Regions from separate parts of the Homo sapiens genome. Here region 2 is linked to region 1. The links are chromatin loops, found by intact Hi-C in ENCODE. Cell type or tissue: ascending aorta. All regions are shown on one strand. Each heading gives the region's core, and the rest is flanking DNA. Links, peaks and the distances in the headings are about the cores only. Region 1 overlaps IMPG2 (interphotoreceptor matrix proteoglycan 2). Region 2 overlaps IMPG2 (interphotoreceptor matrix proteoglycan 2).

The links. Hi-C counts contacts between places; a loop is a spot of excess contacts. Peaks named below come from ENCODE experiments on the same cell type or tissue, not always from the same donor. Only the 100,000 strongest peaks of a DNase experiment are listed, where the experiment ranks them.
Region 2: a loop joins it to region 1, with 5 times the contacts of the local background. A loop is called at or near these places in 2 of 110 quality-filtered maps.

Annotation. Positions count from the first base shown.
Region 1 is chr3:101,249,326-101,259,747 of GRCh38, forward strand. It overlaps IMPG2 (interphotoreceptor matrix proteoglycan 2), which reads right to left. Exons shown (of 19, transcript NM_016247.4): 10 at 8,204-8,448; 11 at 4,371-4,456. Among named protein-coding and RNA genes, the nearest start is that of IMPG2, 66 kb to the right of the region's middle. In ascending aorta, for the core only: no CTCF peak of the experiment used is centred there; a DNase peak (open chromatin) is centred at 4,376; H3K27ac peaks cover 2,583 bases.
Region 2 is chr3:101,305,415-101,315,836 of GRCh38, forward strand. The region is part of intron 2 of IMPG2 (interphotoreceptor matrix proteoglycan 2); the gene reads right to left. Among named protein-coding and RNA genes, the nearest start is that of IMPG2, 9.9 kb to the right of the region's middle. In ascending aorta, for the core only: no CTCF peak of the experiment used is centred there; no DNase peak of the experiment used is centred there; H3K4me3 peaks cover 910 bases; H3K27ac peaks cover 1,950 bases.

The DNA.
Region 1 (10,422 bases), core at 2,437-6,436:
TCCATTAAAGTTTAAGTCATTTCTGTCAAAAAGTGATTAGACAATCCAAAATGAAATATAAATGCCCAGCAAATAAGGAATGAGAATCACTTAAAACAACAACATGAACCAAAAATGATATCATTCTGGCTAAATGTAAATTTAGCCAGAAAATAAAAATCTGGAAAGGGAAAAGAAAAGTGATAAAAAGTATATGATGCAATGTTAGCAAACATTTTTGGCAATGTAGCTTTGGTTAAAAAAAAAAGAAATAGAAGCAAGATATATCTAGGAATTAGACTGGAGTCTAATAACCAAATCTTCTGAATCTGTTGACATGAAATGTATGAGAGAAAAAGCAAGACATCTGTAAAGAAAGAGGAAGCCAGAGGCCATCATCAAATGATCTGAGGACACAAAATTCCCTCCTGGGGAATCCCCTAACAGAAGTGACCCTGAGGATAATATGACATGTTTCATGATTCATGTCAAAAAAAAAAAAAAAAGATCTAATTGGAGAGATGACTTCTCGCACTTTTCTAGTAAACTTTAGGAGCACGCAAGTCTGGGAAACAGAGTAAGACTCTGTCTCTACGAAAAACATAAAATAAAAAAAAATAGCTGGGTGCCTTGGTGCACTCCTATAGTGCATTCCTATAGTACTCTGGAGGCTGAGGCAGGAGGATCACTTGAACCCAAGGAGTTTGAGGCTTCAGTGAGCTATGATCACACCACTGCACTCCTGCCCAGGTGACAGAGCAAGACGCTGTCTCAAAAAAACACCATGGAATTACCAGGAGTACTGTTAACCTTACATAACTCTATTCAGTAGAGGTGGCTTGCAATTGCTGACCTGTGTGCAGAGTGCTCCTACATAACTTAGCACCAAATAGACATAAAGCTGGTTCATATTTCTGCCTAGAGGGTCTAAGTTATTCTGAGTCCTCAAGAACATAGGAGATAGAGCAAGAGTTCATTTCCAGAGAAATGGAAGACAACAAATTAAAGTCCAGAAAGTGAAAGGCAAAAAGTTAAGTAAAAACATCAGCTCTTGTCTTGCTCATGTGCTTTATGAGGCCATCCTTTGGCTTGGAAAAATCTTACGTTGGGAAGAGGGGCTGAGCATGCACATGTATGTGAACATAACAAAATTATCACATTTTACACTTAGAAGGACTCAAGAACACATGTAGTACAACCATGCCTGTTAGAGAACTGAGGATCATAGAAGTGAAATGCTCAAGGACACACAAAAAAAGAGAAAAAAACAGACTGGAAGCAGCCAAGTCTCTAGATTTCTCAGTGCCAGTGCTTTTCCCACTAACAGCTATTCATCCAGAGGTCTCTACAAGTATATATTCCCAAGTGATAAAAGGATTTTCAGAGGAGAAACTAGAGCAAACAGACTTGGCAGTCCATGCTCTCATTTGGGTTAGCATATTCCACAGGTTTATAAGACCCAGGTCAACACAGATAGGGAGTGTGGGAGGCCATCTCCTAATATTCAAATACCTGCTCTATGGAATATGGAGCCTATTTACATAGAAAAAACTTTCCAGCCTTCCCCTTTATTTTTCTAGGATTGAAAACTACATATGTAGTCAGGGGAAAGAAGGCCATTTGCTCAATACCAAGTTCTGTTCTTCAATAAAGTAGTTACAATGATGATGATCATACCATAAGAGGGAATTAACTTTTTTCCTTTTAATTGTCTAAAACTACTTCCAGAGATGTGTTAAAGCTACTCATATATTCTTGCAAATTCCAAATGTACCTTAAAAAAAATTCATGTGAGATAGCTTAAGCCCTTCAAGCCATGCTTAAGAAATTGAGTTTTATCAGACAGAGCGCATAACCTGGCACACATTAGGAAAGCAGCTGAATCCTCAATGAAAAAGAAATCCTCAAGCAGTAATATACCATTTCAGTATATCTGTAAACAAAATGCCTTTTCACTTCATAAAAATTAAAAGTAAAACAATACATAAAATCTTTTAAAAAGTCAAGTCACTAACAGGCAACATAAAATGTGAAAGTAAACAACTTGACTTTTCAAATAAAGAAGAAAGACCATCCCTTCCAGGATAAATATTCCCTAAAAAATGGCATGGCAATGAAGCTTTCCTATACATTTTGAAAGGTTAACACATACATGCCAGGAATAGCCCTTCATTAATTTTTCTATCCATAGATGTTCCCGTAGTAACAAATTTAACTTGTGCATTCTTTTAGTTCAATGTAGTATATTGACAACTTTATTATATTGGCCAGTTTCATTTCTGCTACCGCCAATTGAAAAGTTTGTTAGTCCTAAAGAAAGCACACTGTACAAGTGATTTTCCAAGTCAGGGTGCCAGAAAAGTGTCAAATTCAATTTCCCAACATTCCTAGCTCTAAAATAACTTTTTTTTTAACTCTTTGAATAAAGCCTTTATTACTAATAATAAAAACAATAAAATGACTAGTAATACAATTATGGCAGCTCTGTATATAAAATAATTTTTAAAAATAAGATCTGGGGGGAAAAAACCCACCTCACTTCTATGGTAGAGTAAAATCTTGCTAACAATTGGCAAGGGCATGAAGAAAGGGAGGGAAGGAATAAATTAAAAAGAAAGTAGTAACTAGACATTTCTAATTAATCATTCCTTGTTTTCATGTCTTATCTCCCATTAACGTTCTGATGTCTCCTTCAATTGTTAATGATTGTCCTACAGTAATCACTATTCAAAAAAGAAAGGAGTTGGCGTCAATGCAAATGAAAGCACTGCAACGTAAATGAACAAGTGAGCCCTATTGGTGCTTGCCATCATTAAGCGGCAGCCACAAGCTCCAGCCACTTTCTGCCACAAGGGAATATGAACTTCAGAGTAGCAGATCTTCCTGGTGTTCAAAAGAAGCCAGAAATCTACATTTTTATGTAAAAATCTCCTAGTTTTAAAATATTGACTTATTTTTTAAAATTTGGTCCCAAGCTGCGTGTCTATAGTTGGATCCAGCTAGTCTCCAGTTTGCAGCCTCTGGCTTATATACAAATTCTCATCTTTACAATATGATTCTAAAATATCATCACAAAGCTCCTCCTGTGGTTAGAGAATGTGATTAAAAGCAGAGAGTAGTGGCGCTGTCATCACTCCCTGCCACTGGACCCTGGATGGACCTCTTGGACAATATCTGCATCACCTTGTTTAGAAATCTGTCTACTACCACCAGACTAGAAATTTGTGTAGGCAGAGCCACACCTTATTTGTCTTAGTTTCACAAGCACTTGGCACATGGAAAGCACAAAACAAACATATTTGAATGAATGAATAAGTGAATGAATAAATACACACCAAATGAATGTACTCTCTGTAAATCTCTTCTAACCTATTTTGTCTAATATGTAACTCAGTGAAAAGATTGTTTTTAGTAATTCTACATTGTAATATTGAGTTGCTCTATAACCTAGTAGAAGAAATGGCTGCAGAGATTAATGGTTACATGAATTAAGGGCAGGCTTTCTGAATTTCCATCGCTCCATTAAAGTCGAGAAACAAGTAATTCAAATAGCTGATATGAGACAGAAAATAAATTTTAAGAGGGAAGAAAAGCAAGGAATGTAGATGACAAGGGAGTCCCCCTACTGTTTGTATATGATAACAAAAGATTCCTGTATTCATTGTAGACAAGTAATTCTGTAGTGGTTTTTAGTTGTAGATGTTATCATTGTTGTTTAAACTATGCTGTTTCTTTTCTACTATGTAACTCCCTACAAGTGAAGTGGCAAGTGGAGGTTTAGAGGGGGAAGAGGAATTCCTGATGCATCTGGGTGGTAAGAACAAAAAGGAAAGTTCATCCCATGCTGTTTCTATGCAAGCGGGAATGTTTTCAGTCCAGGTTACAAGGAGGCCTGATTTAGAATCCCTGTCATCTGTCAGCTAGTGGATGATATTCTTTCTCTCCCTTCCATACACACACTGTTCTATGTGTTTTGGAGTTTAATCATTTTTTCACTATAATCCTTGAAACAAAAAATCTACGCTCTATACCTAGTACATCAATTTATCATGTTGGCTATAAAATCTATTTCTGGGTAACTCTCAGAGAACAATCAGTGGGCACTTAATAGCCTAATTATCACTGAACAAGTAGGAACCATAAATAAGGTTTCTACCCTGTGTGGAGTTTGGCAATGCAGACTTTATTTAATCACTGCAGAAGGCTTAAATTTTCTGAACCAACACTTGGTACCCATGAGCTGACAGCTATGAGTAATGGTCTAGGGATGATGCAAGAGAATAATTGAAATGAGAACAGCTTGGGAAATTTATAATGCCAAAGTAAGCAGGTGCAGGAAGAAAGAAGAGAAGCTTGAGGGCCTGGTTCTAGCATAAAACATAAAAACATACCAGAATAGATGACGGCGTTGCCTGAAGACTTGAACTTTGGGTGTTCCAAACTAGATCTTCAGTTTGGTGACGCAAAACTCCTCTCACTGAGGAAAGAACAATATTAAAGAACATTTTTAGATGAGGCCCTATTGTATTTGAGGTGCAGGGACAACTGAAAGTCAAGTTCTTTCTCTTCATTGTTTAGATTTTGGCAGAAAATACGGGACACACTTACTTAGAAAATGTTTGTTACTTTATTCAGATATTTTATTTATATTAGCACAATCTGCCTGAATTATAAGAATCTAACATAAAATAAAGATTCTTCCCATTATCACATTTAGGACACTCCTCTATTACTTCCTTTCCTTTCTCAAGTTAGTTTTTATTCTGTTCAAGATTCCTATGAAGCGCTTATTTTTAAATTAATTTTTAAGTAAAAAAGTTGTACTGAAATTTCAATTCCTTTGGTTTATGCTAAGAATGGTAGAAAAGCATGCAAAAATAATTGCCTTTTGGGAAGAAAGTACCTTTGAAAACTGAGCTAGGACACCAAAAATCTTTGTCACTGTAATGATATTAAAGAGCAACATAGAGAGTAGATTATATCATTTATTTCAACAAAAATTTAATGAATCCTTGCTAGTTACCACAGGCTTTGCCAAAGTTGAGGCTATAAACATCAATAAAGCCAAGTTTCTCTTCTAGAAGCATTGCATATATCAGAGAAATAAACACAAATTACAAAACAACATGAGGGGCATGTATACAATGTATGGTAATACAGACAAAGAAGTAGCTGATTTTGCCCACGGGGGAGAGGGAATCAATAAAAGCTAAAAAGAAGGGATTGCCAGGAGAGTGATCTGGTGTATGCAACCAAAAACAGAAGTAGAGTCTCTTTATCCACCTGTTCCCACTGGCCTCACATAGAGATATCAAGCAAAAGTCAAAAACCCTATTTGGCTTAAGTATTTTCCAAAACTTTTAAAAACTATGTATACAATTATCTTGTCTTCTATGAAAAATAAGCTCCACAAGATCAAGGAGTGATGTGGTTTGGCTCTATGTCTCCACCCAAATCTCATGTTGAATTGCGATCCCAAGCGTTGAAGGTGGGGCCTGGTGGGAGGTGATTGGATCATGGGGGCAGATTTCCTCCTTGCTGTTCTCATGATAGTAAGTGAGTCCTCAGAGATCTAGTTGTTTAAAAGTGTGTGGCACTTTCTCTCTCTCTCTCTCTGTCTCTTTCTCTCTGACTCTCTCTCTCTCTCAGTCTCTTCCCCTACCTCCCTCCTGCTCCACCATGGTAAGACGTGCTTGCTTCCCCTTCACCTCTTCACCTTCTGCCATGATTTTAAGTTTCCTGAGGCCTTCCAGCCATGCTTCCTGTACAGCCTGTGGAACTGTAAGTCAATTAAACCTCTTTCCTTCATAAATTACCAAGCCTCAGGTTATTTATAGCAGTGTGAGAATGGACTAATACAAGGAGGATCATATCTTTTGAGATAGTGATCAAGTTACGTAGAAAGCTGCCGCCATTCAGAACTCTGAAGTTGGCCTGACAATAGCAATAAATTTTAGGGACAAAATTCTGAGTAATTGAAATATATGTCTAATGAAAGCCCAAGACACTTGAATTAGTTGGTACTAGATATTGTAAAGCTTTTGTTGAACTTGCTTACAAATTCTAAGAAAGTTGTTTACCTCTTTTTAGGATACCTTTATGAAAGTAGCTCCACCAACAGGCTCCACATAAAAGGAAGATCTTGCAATACTGTTTGTGGATATAGTTTCCTAAGCAACCTCTTTGTTTATTGTAGACCTTAATCTTCACGCCATTCTCCTACCACTCCAGTTACTGACCTTGGTGTTTGCACCTTCTGCTCAATGTAGGTTCTTAACTCCCTTAGGTCATGATCTCCTAACTATATCTTTTCTCTGTCTGATCCCAATATCCTGATTCCTAGAATCTTCTGCCCATATGCCATCTCCATGGTTAGCCCCGGCTAATCTCTATTAGCATTGCCAGAGGGACTTCAGCAGTTTCAGATTATAACAAGCTTCTTATCTGTTCACTATTTTATCTAGCCCTAGTATTCCAACAGAGATTCAACAATGACAAAGAAGTATATAAGGAAGTGAGCCCAGGATAACTGCTCCAAAATATAAAGCCTCCCTAATGTTTAAGAATGAATAGTTCTATAATACTCTCATTCACTGAAGAGAGCATTTCTCCATCTTAAAGTCCTATGTAATTCATATAAAGCCCAGACCACTTTGTGACCCTGTCTCAGCAGAGTGTCACATTAAAAAAAACGTTAGTCCAGCAGCCAAAATAGTTGAAAGCAATGTAAAGTTTTAGTCTGGCCTCTCAAGAAAAAGAAAAAAGAAAAGAAAAGAAAAGAAAGAGAAAGAAGGAAAGAAAGAAAGAAAGAAAAAGAAAGAGAGAAAGAAAGAAAGAAAGAAAAGAAAGAAAGAAAGAAAGAAAGAAAGAAAGAAAGAAAGAAAGAAAGAAAGAAAGAAAGAAAGAAAGAAAGAAAAAAATATCTTATTTGGGAAATAAGAGATTAAATCACACACAGTAAAATCTTTTTAAAAGTTTTTTTCTCTCCCTTTCTCACTTTCTCTGTCTCTCTCACACACACACATACACACAAATGCACACACACATGCACATATGTGCACACACACACATACACATATAACTGCCTGGAAAGACAAGACTTTTCTTTGTCTCTCTCTAAAAATTCTCCTTCCAAGCCCCAACTCAAAAAAATCTTGATTCCTATGTTCTTCCCTACCTTGCCTTTTAAATCTACTATTCTCTTTCATTATTAATTTTCTGATCTTCCTATGTAAATCCAACAAGCCTCTCTGGCTTCTCTATTTTTGTTTATTTATTTGTTACACACACACACAGAGAACTAGGTAGTAGCTGCCTGGAAGGACAGGACAGAGGCTCTTTCCTCTTTAAAATGTGTGGGAGCTAGAGAGGCTGTAAAAATGCATCATTAGCATTGCCTCACATGAAGATTTTCCTCCTCAGCAGCTGGTACTTCTCCCATGCTGTCACTTCCATAACGTATATTCCACTGAACATTTTAAAGCTAAGTTACCGATGAGTAAAGAAATCATGGAGAATAGAAGCAAATGCAAAGTAGCAAGTGAGTTAGCAGGATACCGTGGCCCTGATGAGTTAAGATGCTGCATACTGGTAGCCAGAATCTTAGCAAGTTTTAAGTCCCAGGTTGACTGGGCACCCTGTAGCCTCCAAATCCAGGTTAAACACCCTCTTCTTCATGATCTGTCATATCCACCTGTTCATTATGGATCATAACAGGATCTCCACAGCAATCTGAATTTAAAGTCAGTATTGAATTATCTGAGATTCTGCATGGCAACCATTATCACTTCTTCTTTGACCTAGATCTCCCATGACCTTTCTTGAGCTCTTCCTTTTTCTCTACACTCTGATTTTTAAGCCTTTACTAGCTGACTTACCTCAGAGAGGTCATGTCTCGGTTGTCAGGGAAGTATTATAGCCTGTTTCAATGCACACTTCCAAGTACTACTTTCCTTTTTCTTATGCTTTGCTCCTATTTCTCTAAACTACTTCTAACTGCCACTTTCCACACTCTGTGGCCTTTTGTCTACAAATATTCCAGAAAGCCCCGGATTAATCTATCCAAAATAGCTGCATGGCTAAAACTCCATTCATATCAGGTTGGCTCCTGTCTCATAAAGTCTAGAGAATGGTCAGAACCTTATATATTTCAGGAAATTAGTTTACACCAGAGCATACTGGAAAAGAAACTATACAAGGACTTCATGATGGATATCAAACTCACCATTGATAAGCTGCAGGGAATCAGGATCTGGATTCAAGGAAGAGTTCCCCAGCAAAAAATTCTGCTGCAATGTCTCAGCAATATAATCTCTGAAGTTACTGATTGTATAAACAACAGTGGGTTTATCATCCAGTTCCACAAGGCCATGGTTTTCCACCTTGTTGGAGTGAAGGCTAATGAGGTCCCAGGTGGTATTGCTGATGGCCTCACCATTGAAGGTAACTGCATAGTAAACATCTACGCCACTATGGATGGAAAGAGAGAACAGGTTAGGTTCAGCTAAGGAAGCACAAAGAAAGGAGCATTGAACCCATGAAGAACAAACATTGGACCTAGAGGGGGAGTCTCAAAGAGCATGGATTCCATCACTTTTCTCTGAAAAGCCTGGACAACATTTTGCCATCCTCTCCTCCTTCCCAGAGAATGAGGGGTCATAGCTCTAAGAATAGGGAAAAGAATTCTAAGGAGGCCACAGAGGCAACCCTGCAGGATGATCTGAGCATCTTCTTCCCCTATGTTCTCACTTCTCCTATCCTCTTTCAAAGGCAAGTCCTCCCTCTTCACTATGAGCCTACTTCCTTCTTTTCCTATTAGCATTTTCCCCCTAATTTTTAAAAACAGTCTTTCTAATTCCTCCTCACAATGCAAAATCACTTCATTATTGTTGTTAGACAAATTATGTACTGGAACATAGTTATTTATTGTGGTAGGAAAATTATGAAAAACTTGGTACTAAAGCAAATTGATGATTATTTTCCTTTAAAATGTTGTGCTGGAGTATTTTCTAATATGACAGTTCTTTCAGGAGACATACTTTTGTTTGATAACCTAGACAATTTACAGTTCTATAAAGTTTAAGACTAAATTGTAAAAAAACTATTATGAAGTAATTTTTTTCTTGGCCTGGTAGGAAAAATATCTCTAAAGTTATATTTTTACCACCCTCCAGGGCATTAACCAATTTTGTATGTAACTTAGTAATCTGTTCCCAATTAACTATGTGAATTTCTCTTTTTCAGATACTCTAGAAACAAGCTCTCTCTCTCTCTTTTTAAAGCTAACTCCCTCATTAATGAATTATGTAAAACCTCAACAAGTACTAACAAACAGCACTTGTCTGGGAATTAGGCTTTTTCTCCATCAACCTTTCCACAAGCAAAAAAGAGGAGACTTCTTGGAACACAGGACAGAAAGACAGAAAATAAATAAGCATGAGTTGATGTGTTGACATTTTCTTAACTAGTCTTTTGGAGAAATAACATCAGAATATAAAATTTTAAACCAAATAAAAATATTCCTCTAGACTCCAACTCAGATTCCTCTAACTAAAAGCTAACAGTTTGTAAGTGCTGATAATGTGATAGGTATTTTACATGCTTTATCTCATTTAATTTTCATAATAACCTGATGAAAGATATTTTAGCTTCAGAATATTGTTGAGGAAACAAGCCCTTAGAGCAGTTAAAAGACTTCCTTTAGATTTCTTAAGATGTAATATGTGGCAGAGTCATAATTTCAACACAGATCTGTCCAACCCCAGCCCCTACATTCTGAACTAGTATGTTACCCTCTCAGTAGCTTCAATTAAACTATTACCCAAAAAAGTAATTATGAGGGCAGCTCAATACCACTCATCACTCTGGCTTCCAGCCAGTCTCTGCAGGACATCCATCATAGGCAGTAAGAACCCAGCAAGTCACACCAAGATCCCTCCAGAGGAAAGGAGAATACTACCTTCCAAGAGACAAACCACTCAAGACAGACGTGCAGTAAAAGTAATTCACCACTTTCAGACATTCCACAGCAGCAAACTATTCTCAAAACAAAGCATAAAAATAAATTAATGAAAAATTGAATAAAATTTAAAATAATGTGCTTCTTCCTCTGAACTTATATATTCTTATCTACTTCTTTACTTTAGCCTTCGTTGTTTTGTACAAAGATTTTGTTCACAGTGACGGTGTCTCAGTCTCTCCTTGAGTTTCTATCCCCAGTGCTCAGCTTGGTACCTAGCACAGAGAGGTACCCAGTGCCTACTAGATGAACAGAAATATATACTTGTCTGAAGGCAGAAAGAAAACCGCAGCACAATCAAGGTATTTACATATCTAAAGGAAAGTATCAACATAATAAGGATGATATCATAGAGTCTAGGAAAAAAGATATTAGTCAGCTAATTTATGTTACTAGTTAGTGGAAAGCTTCTGACCAGTATATTG
Region 2 (10,422 bases), core at 3,938-7,937, 58 kb after region 1:
GTTATACATTTGTCAAAACCCATAGAATGTACAACACAAAAAGTGAACCCTAATGTTAACTATGAACTTCAGTTAAGAATAATGTGTCAATATTGGCACATAAATTGTAACACATATGCCACAATATTATAAAATGTTAATAACAGGGAAAAGTGGTGGGGGAGTTGAGGGAATACATGGTAACTCTCTAAACACACTGCTCAATTTTTCTGTAAACCTAAAACTGCTCTAAGAAATATAGCCTATTAATTTAAGAAAAAAAAATATATATACACACATACATACATACACATGAACTTTAAAATGATATTCAGGAGAAATATATTGCTGTATTATAATAAAAACTAATCAATTTATTTGCTAAGTTATTCCAAAGCATCAAATCTGAAAGGCTGCTAAATAGTATCTCTGTGCTTTTTGTATAGTACTGAATGTACTGCTGTTCTGTAACCATTTCAGAGGCGCAGGACACTGTAGGTAACAGATACATCAGGATGGAAGGGAAAAGGAAGAGAGTGGTAAGAGAGAAAGTTAGATTTAACAGAGATTAAAAAAACTATTTTTCATAGCAAGAAGATTGAACACACATCAGGCAGGATCCACATTGAGGTGGAGCCTCTGGACTCCCACAGTCAGAAGATCTAAGTTCCCGCTCTAGCTTTCCAGTATACTAGTTTGATACCATGGGTAACTTACCTAACTATTCAAAGCTTCAATTGACTCATCTCTCTTTTTAACAGGATAAATAATTACTGCCTTATTATCTTATCTGTGAAAGTATTTTACAAATTGCAAAGTGCTACATGAATATCATATGTTATTATCGTGTTCAATTCTAATTGTCCAATAGTTATTTGGTAGAAGAAGATAGTCTAAGCCAAAAAAATTCTTAAGCTTTAACAGATTATGAAATGTATGAGTATTGAAAGTTTCTCTATCAATTGGGTTTTAGGGCTAAACCAAACCTTTCATTACAAACTTAATTTGTCTTTTAGTGAACTACCTGTATCCTTATTATTGTTATTAAGAACTTCTGACCATACAGCATACAGCGGGCACTGACTGAGGCAGAGCTGAACTATTTGTAGATCATTGTTTTTCATTTCTTCTTCTTAAAACTTCGAAATGAAAATTAAAGTAAATTCCAAAAGACAATGCAAAGGTGAAAAGTCTGGGTCAGTAAAAACTAACAAAAAGTGAATGTCTATAATGTCTGGTAATGAAATGAAGTGATTCAGAGAAAGTATAAAACAATGTTTGAAAAAAATAACTATCTACCCATAGGGAAAGAAAAAATAAATCTCAATGCCTTCTTCATACTATACACAAAAAATGATTTGAAATATTAGGGCTAATACTATGAAGTTTCTAAAATAAAACATAGAAGAATATCTACATCACTTGAGGATAGACAAAGATTTTATAGGCAGTACACAGAAAGCAACAATTATGAAAGAAAAAAACAATAAATTAGAATTCATCAAAACTAAAAAGTGTCTGATTATCAAAAGATACTGTTAATAAAAATGAGTAGGCAAACCACATATCTGGCAGAAAATATTCCAAATACATATATCTGCCAAAGAACTGGTATTTAGGGCACTGAAATAATTCCTACAACTCCCTAACAAAAAAACAAACAACCTAATTTTTACAATAGGTAAAAGGCTGGAATATATACTTCACAAAGGAAGAGATAAAAATAGCCAATGAGTATGTGAAAAACTGTTCACCATCATTCATTTTTCAGAGAAATTCAAATTAAAGTATCCACACACAAACCAAGAATGACTGAAATTTTTACATGGACAACACCAAAATTTGGCAAAAATGCAGAGCAACCAAAAGCCTCATTTTTGGTAGGAATGTATAATAGTATAACCACTTTGAAATAAATGTTAATTGTTTCTTATATAACAAAATATACACCAATCCTATTGTATTAGTCCATTCTCATGCTGCTATGAAGAAATGCCCAAGACTGGGTACTTTATAAAGGAAAGAGATTTAACTGACTCACAGTTCCACATGGGTGGGGAGGCCTCAGGAAACTTACAATCATGGTGGAAGGGAAGCAAACACATCCTTCTTCACATGGCAACAGGAGAAAGAAATGTTGAGTGAAGTGGGGGAAAGCCCCTTAAAAAGCTATCAGATCATGTGAGAACTTGCTCATTATCATGAAAACAGCATGGGGGAACAACTCCCATAATCTAATCATCTCCCACAGGGTCCTGCCTCCAACACATAAGGATTACAATTCGGATTAAAATTCAAGATGAGATTTTGGGTGGGGATACAGGCAAACTGTATCATTCTGCCCCGGCCCCTCCCAAATCTCATGTCCTCACATTTCAAAACACAACCATGCCTTTCCAACAGTCTCCCAAAGTCTTAACTCATTCCAGCATTAACCAAAAGTCCAAGTCCAAAGTCTCATCTGAGACAAGGCAAGTCCCTTCCACCTATGAGCCTGTAAAATCAAAAGCAAGTTAGTTCCTTCCTAGATACAACGGAGGTACAGACTTTGGGTAAATACACCTGTTGCAAATGGGAGAAATTGGCCAAAATTGGCCAAAATTAAGTGAAATCTTAAAGCTCCAAAATGATCTCTTCTGACTCCATGTCTCACATCCATGTCACACTGATGTAAGAGGTGGACTCCCACAGTCTTGGGCAGCTCCACTGCTGTGGCTTTGCAGGGTACAGCCCGCCTCCCAGCTGCCTTCACAGTGTGGCATTGAGTGTCTCTGGCTTTTTCAGGTGCATGGTGCAAGTTGTTGGTTGATCCACCATTCTGGGGTCTGGAGGACAGTGACCCTCTTCTCATAGCTCCACTAGTCAGTGCCCCAGTGGGGACTCTGTGTGGGGCCCCAACCCCACATTTCCCTTCCACACTGCCCTAGCAGATGTTCCCCATGAGGGCTCCACCCCTGCAAAAAACTTCTGCCTGGACATCCAGACATTTCACTACATCCTCTGAAATTTAGGTGAAGGTTCTCATACCTCAATTCTTGACTTCTGTGCACCTGCAGGCCCAACACCACATGTAAGCTGCCAAGGCCTGGGGCTTGCACCCTCTGAAGCAACAGCTTGAGCATTATGTTGGCCCCTTTTAGCCATGGCTGGCACACAGGGCACCAACTCCAGAAACTGCATAAAGCAGCAAGGCCCTGGGCCTGGCCATTTTTTCTTTCTAGGCCTCTGGGCCTGTTATGAGAGGGGCTGCTGTGAAGACCTCTGACATGCCCTGAAGACATTTTCCCCATTGTCTTGGTGATTAACATTTGGCTTATTACTACTTATGCAAATTTCTGCAACCAGCTTGAATTTCTTCTCAGAAAATGGGTTTTCTTTTCTATCACATTGTCAGGCTGCAAATTTTCTAAACTTTTATGCTGTGCTTCCCTTTTAAACATAACTTTCAATTCCAAACCATATCCTTGTGAATATATAAATCTGAACACTTTTAACAGCACCCAAGTCACCTCTTGAATGCTTTGCAGCTTAGAAATTTCTTCCATCAGATACCCTAAATCATCTCTCTCAAGTTCAAAATTCCACAGATCTCTAGGGCAGGGACAAAATGCCACCAGTCTGTTTGCTAAGACATAGTGAGTCACCTTTATTCCAGTTCCCACAAGATCCTCATCTCCATGTGAGACCTCCTCAGCCTGGACTTCATTGTCCATATCACTATCAGCATTTTGGTCAAAAACATTCAACAAGTATCTAGGAAGTTCTGAACTTTCCCACATCTTCCTGTCTTCTTCGGGGCCCTCCAAACCTTTCCAACCTCTGCCTGTTACCCAGTTCCAAAGTTGCTTCCACATTTTTGGGTATCTTTACAGCAATGCCCTACTCCTTGGTACCAATTTGCTGTATTAGTCCATTCTCATGCTGCTGTGGAGAAATATCCAAGACTGAAGAGTTTATAAAGGAAAGAGATTTAAATTATTCACAGTTCTGCATGGCTGGGGAGGCCTCAGGAAACTTACAATCATGGTGGAAGGGGGAGCAAACACATCCTTCTTCACATGGCATCGGGATAGAGAAGTGCTCTCTCTCAAGTTCAAAATTCCACAAAATTCCACTTAAACGTGGGAAAGCCCCTTATTAAGCCACAGATCTCATGAGAACTTGCTCACTATCATAAGAACAGCATGGGGGAACCACCCCCCATGATCTAATCTCCCCCCATGAGGTCCCACACCCGACATATGGGGATTATAACTCAGGATGAAATTTTGGGTGGGGACACAGCCAAACCATATCACCTATGACCCAGCAATTTCCTCCTAGGTATTCCTGTAAGCATATATCCACAGAAAGATTTATGTTCAATGCCAGAGCAACTTTATTCATAATAACTTAAAAATGAAAACAACCCAAGTATCCATCAATAGAAAAATAAACAAATGGCCATATAATGGAATCAAAAGGAAATTACTAATTCATGCAACAACATGGATGAATCTCAATGGGCTGAGTGAAAGAAGCATTACACAAAAGAGCACATACTATTCTATTTATATAAAGTCCTAGGAAAGTGAAAATAATCTATGAGTTTAAAAATGGTTCAAAGAGTGGTCACATACTAGAATGGGAAGTATCTGGGAAGGAGTATAAGAGAACTTTCTGGGGTGATAATACCCTAAAACTTAAGAGAGGTTGGGGTTAGTGTGTATTAGTCAAAAGTCACCAAGTAGTACATATAAGATTTATGCATTTCACTCTGTAAATTTCACCTTTAAGAAAGTAAACAAATATTGAGCTCTAGTTAATGATACTCATACTGAAATATCTAGAGGGAATTGCACTGATGTCTTCAACTTATGAAATACATTTAAAGGATTAGATGGTTAAGCTAGGCATGGTGGCTCACACCTGTAATCCCAGCACTTTGGGAGGCCAAAGTAGGCAGATCACTCGAGCCCAGGAGTTCAAGATTAGCCTGGGCAACGATATCTTGTCTCTACGAAAATTACAAAGAAATTAGCCGGGCATGGTGGCACGTGCCTATAGTTCCAGCTACTCCGGAGGCTGAGGTGGGAGGATCATCTGAACCCAGGGAGATCGAGTACGCAGTGAGGTGTAATCACACCACTGCACCTCAGCCTGGGTGACAAAGTGAGACCCTGTCTCAAAAAAAAAAAAAAAAAAAAAAAAAAAAAAGATGGTTACAGAGATAGACACATAATAAAGCAAACATAATAAAATGTTAACTGTAGAACTAAGCTGTGAGAATATGAGTGTTTACGACATCATTCTTTCACTTTTCTGTTTAAAATGTTTTCATAAAATCTTAGAAAAACATTATTGTGTGCCGAAGAAATGTAGTTGGAAGGAATATGGGAGAGCTTCCAGAAGTGATATAAATCACCAGGCTTCATAGCAGACCTCCCCTTGACCTCACTCCTAGCTTCACAGAATAGCACAAGCTGTCTCCTATAAATTATGCTTTGGGCAATGTTTCCCCACCTCCTATAAAAAGCTCTCTCAGTAGTTCAATGCTTTGTCTAAAATACTCCATAGAAATTCATTCTTTTAAGTTACATTTAACCCTTTTATACCTTGTAGTCTATTCAAATTCAATTGCCAGAGTCCCATTTCCAGCATGAAGAGTGAGGGGCTACACAGATCCACCCCCAAGAGAAATGGGCAAAAATCATTTTGAAAACAATCATTTAAAGCTCTGGAAATGGTCCTAGGGGCACATGACTAATGAAGAAACATTTGCTTAGGAAAATCTACTACAACTAGGTAAAAAAAAAAAAAAGTGAAAATCAGTGGTTCTAACCAGGGCAATTGGGCAAGAAAAGGAAATAAAAGGCAGCCAAATTGGAAAAGATGTAAAACTACATCTGTCTACAGATGACATGAGCTTGTATCTAGGAAAGCCTAACCTAAGGAATCCACTTTAAAACTATTTGAACTAATAAACAAGTTCAGCAGGGTTGCAGGATATAAAACTGATATACAAAAATCAGTTGTATGCCTGTATGATAGCAATGAACAATCAAAAAATGAACATAAGAAAACAAGTATGTATGCAAAAGCATCAAAAAGATTAAAATGCTTAGGAATAAACCTAAGTCTCCCAAAATGCAAAACATACTCTGAGAACCAAAAAATTATTTTAAAAAATAAAGACCTAAATAAATGGAAAAACGTCCCATATTTATAGACTGGAACATTTAACACTGTTGAGATGGCATTATCTCCAAACTGATTTACACATTCAATGCAATGTTATCAGAATACATGCTGACTTCTTTGTAGAAACTGACAACCTTACTATAAAATTTATGTGGAATTGCAAGGGACCTAGAATAGCCAAAGTAATCTTTAAAAACAACAAAGATGGTGAATTCATGCCTAATTTCAAAACATACTAAAAGCAAAGACTACAGAACTGGCACATGAATAGACATATAAATCAATGGAATACAATTGAGAGTCCAGAAATAAATCATGTGTCATGGTCAAGTGATTTTCAGCAAGAGTGCTAATATCACTCAGTGGAAAAGAATAGCCTTTTCGACAAATGGTGCTTGGAGAACTGGATAGCCACATGCAAACTAATAAATTTAGATCCTTACATCATATACAAAAAAAAATCAACTCAAAATAGATGAAAAACTTAAACGTACACACCAAAACTATAAAACTCTTAGAAAGAAATACAGGAATAAATCTTTATGACCTCAGGTTCAGCAATGGATTCTTAGTTATGACACCAAAGGCTCAAAAAAATAGATAAATTGGACTTCATCAAAATAAAAAACTTTTGTGCATGAAAGATACCATCAAGAAAGTGAAAAACAACCTACAGAATGGGATAAAATATTTTCAAATCATTTATCTGATAAGGGATTTATAGCCAGAATAAATAAATTACAGCTCAATAATAAAAAGACAAATAACATAATTTAAAAATGGGCAAAGTTCTGAACAGACATTTTCAAAGGAAGATATACAAATGATAAATAAGCATATGAAAAGTTGAACGTTATTAATCATTAGGGAAATGTAAATCAAAATCACAATGAGACATCATTTCAAACCTATAAGAATGGTTATACTTTTTTTAAAAAAAAGGAAAACATTGCTGGCAAAGATATGACTAAATCAGAACCCCCATACACTGCTGGTGGGATATAACACAGTACAATCACTTTGGAAATTAGTCTGGCAGTTCCTCATGTAGTTATAAAGTTACTATATGACCCAGAAATTCTACTCCTAGATAAATACCTAAGAGAAATGCAAACAATGTAAATGCCCATTGACTGACAAATGTGATCTATCCATACACTAAAATATTATTGGACCATAAAAAGGAATAAAGTACTGATACATGTACAACATGGATGAACTTTGAAAATAATATGCAAAGTGAAAGAAGCCAGTCACAAAAGACCATATATTATACGATCTTATTTTATGATATATCCAGAATACACAATTCTGTAAAGACAGAAAGTAGATTAGCGTTTACTTAGGCCTGGGAAGAGGGGGAAGGGAGATAAAAGGATAAAAGGATGATAGCTAAAGGGTCACATGTTTCTTTTTGAGGTGATAAAAATGTTCTTAAACTGACTGTGGTGATTTGGTATATCTGTGAATATACTAAAAAGCCACTTAATTTTGTAGTATGAATGGGTAAATTGTATCAAACTTGAATTACATCCCAATAAAAGCTGTAAAAAATGCAATTCCCTCTGGAAAGGGAATGCATGCTTAATCCAATGGCTTTTCAATTAGGAGCTATCTGACAAGAAGGTTCAACTAACTAACTTGGAATAACAGGATTCAGAATGGTTACATGTTCTGAAGCATTTGCACAGCTCAGAAAGGAGAAACCTAGATAGGACACTGTAGGCAGAAGAGAGAAGAGCAAAATCAGCATGACCTCCAGGCAAAGAGGTACTAAGGAAGGTAAAATTCCATCACTGATAAATACTGCATACTTCACTACTTGGCCTGTAACTAAACAGTTCAGAATTCCCATCCTTGTCAAATAAGGATATTATAGCCTTTGGTAACTTCTGAAGAGAGCTTTCTATTTTGAGAAGATGTACAAATGGGCTCTCTTCTAGCAGAAATAACCTGCCCTGGAAACTAGTGGTGGAAGGGAAAAATGTTATAATATTCTGAAGAAAATGCCAGCATTTAACCTGTCTTTAATCCTTCTACTAGATCTCCAGCTGTGTCTTATCTAAAACTTAGGAATCCAGAAATCCAGCATGGAATTATCTTTTTTTAGTGTAATATATTTTCCTTTCAGAATTGTGGAGCCCAAAGCATATGGAATAGTCCATTTTGGTGCAATAAGGCAAGAAAAAGAAATATAAGGCATAGAAATTGTTAAGTAGTATAACCATATTTGTAGATGAAATAATTATCTATGTAGAAAGCCCTAAGGAATATACCCAAAAAAGCTACTAGAACTGGTAAGTGAGTTCAGCAAAGTTGCAGGATAAAAGGCCAATATACAAAAATCAGTTGTATTTCTATATACTAGCAAGGAATAATCAGAAATTACATTTTTTAAAATATCACTAATAATAGATGAAAAAATGTGAAATCCTTATAAATAAATCTGATAAAAGATATGCAAGATCCATACACTAAACATTGGTTATATGTTCCTTCCATTCAATCAATAACATTGTCATTTATTTGGGATCTACAATGGCCCTAGAACTCTTAGCCAAATTCACTAAAACCTTTAAATATATTTTATATTATTATTATTCCCATTTCAAGGGTGAGGAAACTAAGATTTTAACAAATTGAATAATATTCCTAAAAACAAACAGCCAATAAACTTGTATCTCAGACTCAGATTTGCATAGCCCTGTGGCTCAAATATTGCATGGGACATACGTACACTAAAAAGATTATTTGTTGTCTATTTGAAATTGAAATTTAACTGGGTGTCCTGCATTTTTATATGCTAAATCTGGTAACCATATATATCAGTCAAGTATGGGCTGTGGATGGCTTCACTCCCTAGGACTCTAAACTTGTATAGTAAGTTTTAAACAAATGAAACTATACCCAGCGTTTGGGTCCTGAAACCTTCCATGGGCTGTTTCCCACTCTGATTCATTGGAAAATGCCAACTCATTCTTCGAAATCCAGGTTAACTAACTTCTATCACCCCAGGCATGGATGGCCATTCCCACTTGTGTCCTTCCCACATATACACTTTGTACAAACCTTTACTATTGCACACTCTACAGTGTTTTAATTATTGTGGTTAATACTATACCTGGTAGAATCAGTATAAATAAGATTTCATGTGTAAATTAACAAATGAATAAATGAATGAATAAAAATCAGAAAACATTCCTGAAAGAAACTGAAGATGACCTAAATAAATGGAGGGATATATCATGTTCATAGATCAGAAGACTCAATATAGGTTGAACATCCCTAATCCAAAAATCCAAAATGCTCCAAAATATGAAACTTTTTGAGTGCCAGCATGATACCACAAGTAGCAAATTCCACACCTGACCTCTTTTGATGGGTGACAGTCAAAATGCAGGCTCACTAGACAAGAGTACCCAAGGGAAAAAAGACTCTCCCAGCTCCCTTCAGCTGTGTTATATCTTTTCTGCCCATGTCCAGATTACTCCACCAAGCATACCTACAAGGGGTCATAAAATGGCACCCATGCAGACCAGACACACGAACAACAGTAATAAATAAAGTATGTTGTACAATAACCTTTAATCGAAACACAGAATTGTAGAAAGAAACTAGAAGCCTGCCATTGTTTGTTGTTACTGTTGTTTAACAGCTGAGGCAGGTATTCTGGTGATGCCACTGTTCTGTTTAGTACCCTGAACACATTCTTCTTCACTGTACTAACAGTATAGCATATTTTTTACTGTGAAGTACTGATATGTAAGTAAGTGTAAGAAAATTATTGTTTTTTTGTAGAATGTAAATTCAGAGTCAGGGACGATGATGATGCCAAACAACTACAGACTGTCCACGTGGGTGCCTGAAATAGTGACACCTTTGCTTTCTGATGGTTAAATGTACAAAAACTTATTTCGTGCACAAAATTATCAAAAATATGGTATAAAATTACTTCAGATAAGTGTATAAGGTGTATACGAAACATAACTGAATTCTGTGTATAGATTTCAGTCTCATTCTCAAGATATCTCATGTCTATGCAAATATTCACAAATCCAGGAAAATCTGAAACCCACAACACTTCTGGTCCCAAGCATTTTGGATAAGAAATAGTCAATCTGTATTAAGATGGCAATTCTCCCCAAACTGATCTATAGAATGAAACACAATCCAAATCAAAATTTCAGCAGCCCTTTTGTAAAAATTGGTAAGCTGATTCTAATATTTATATGGAATATAAAAGACTGCATAACCAAACAAATT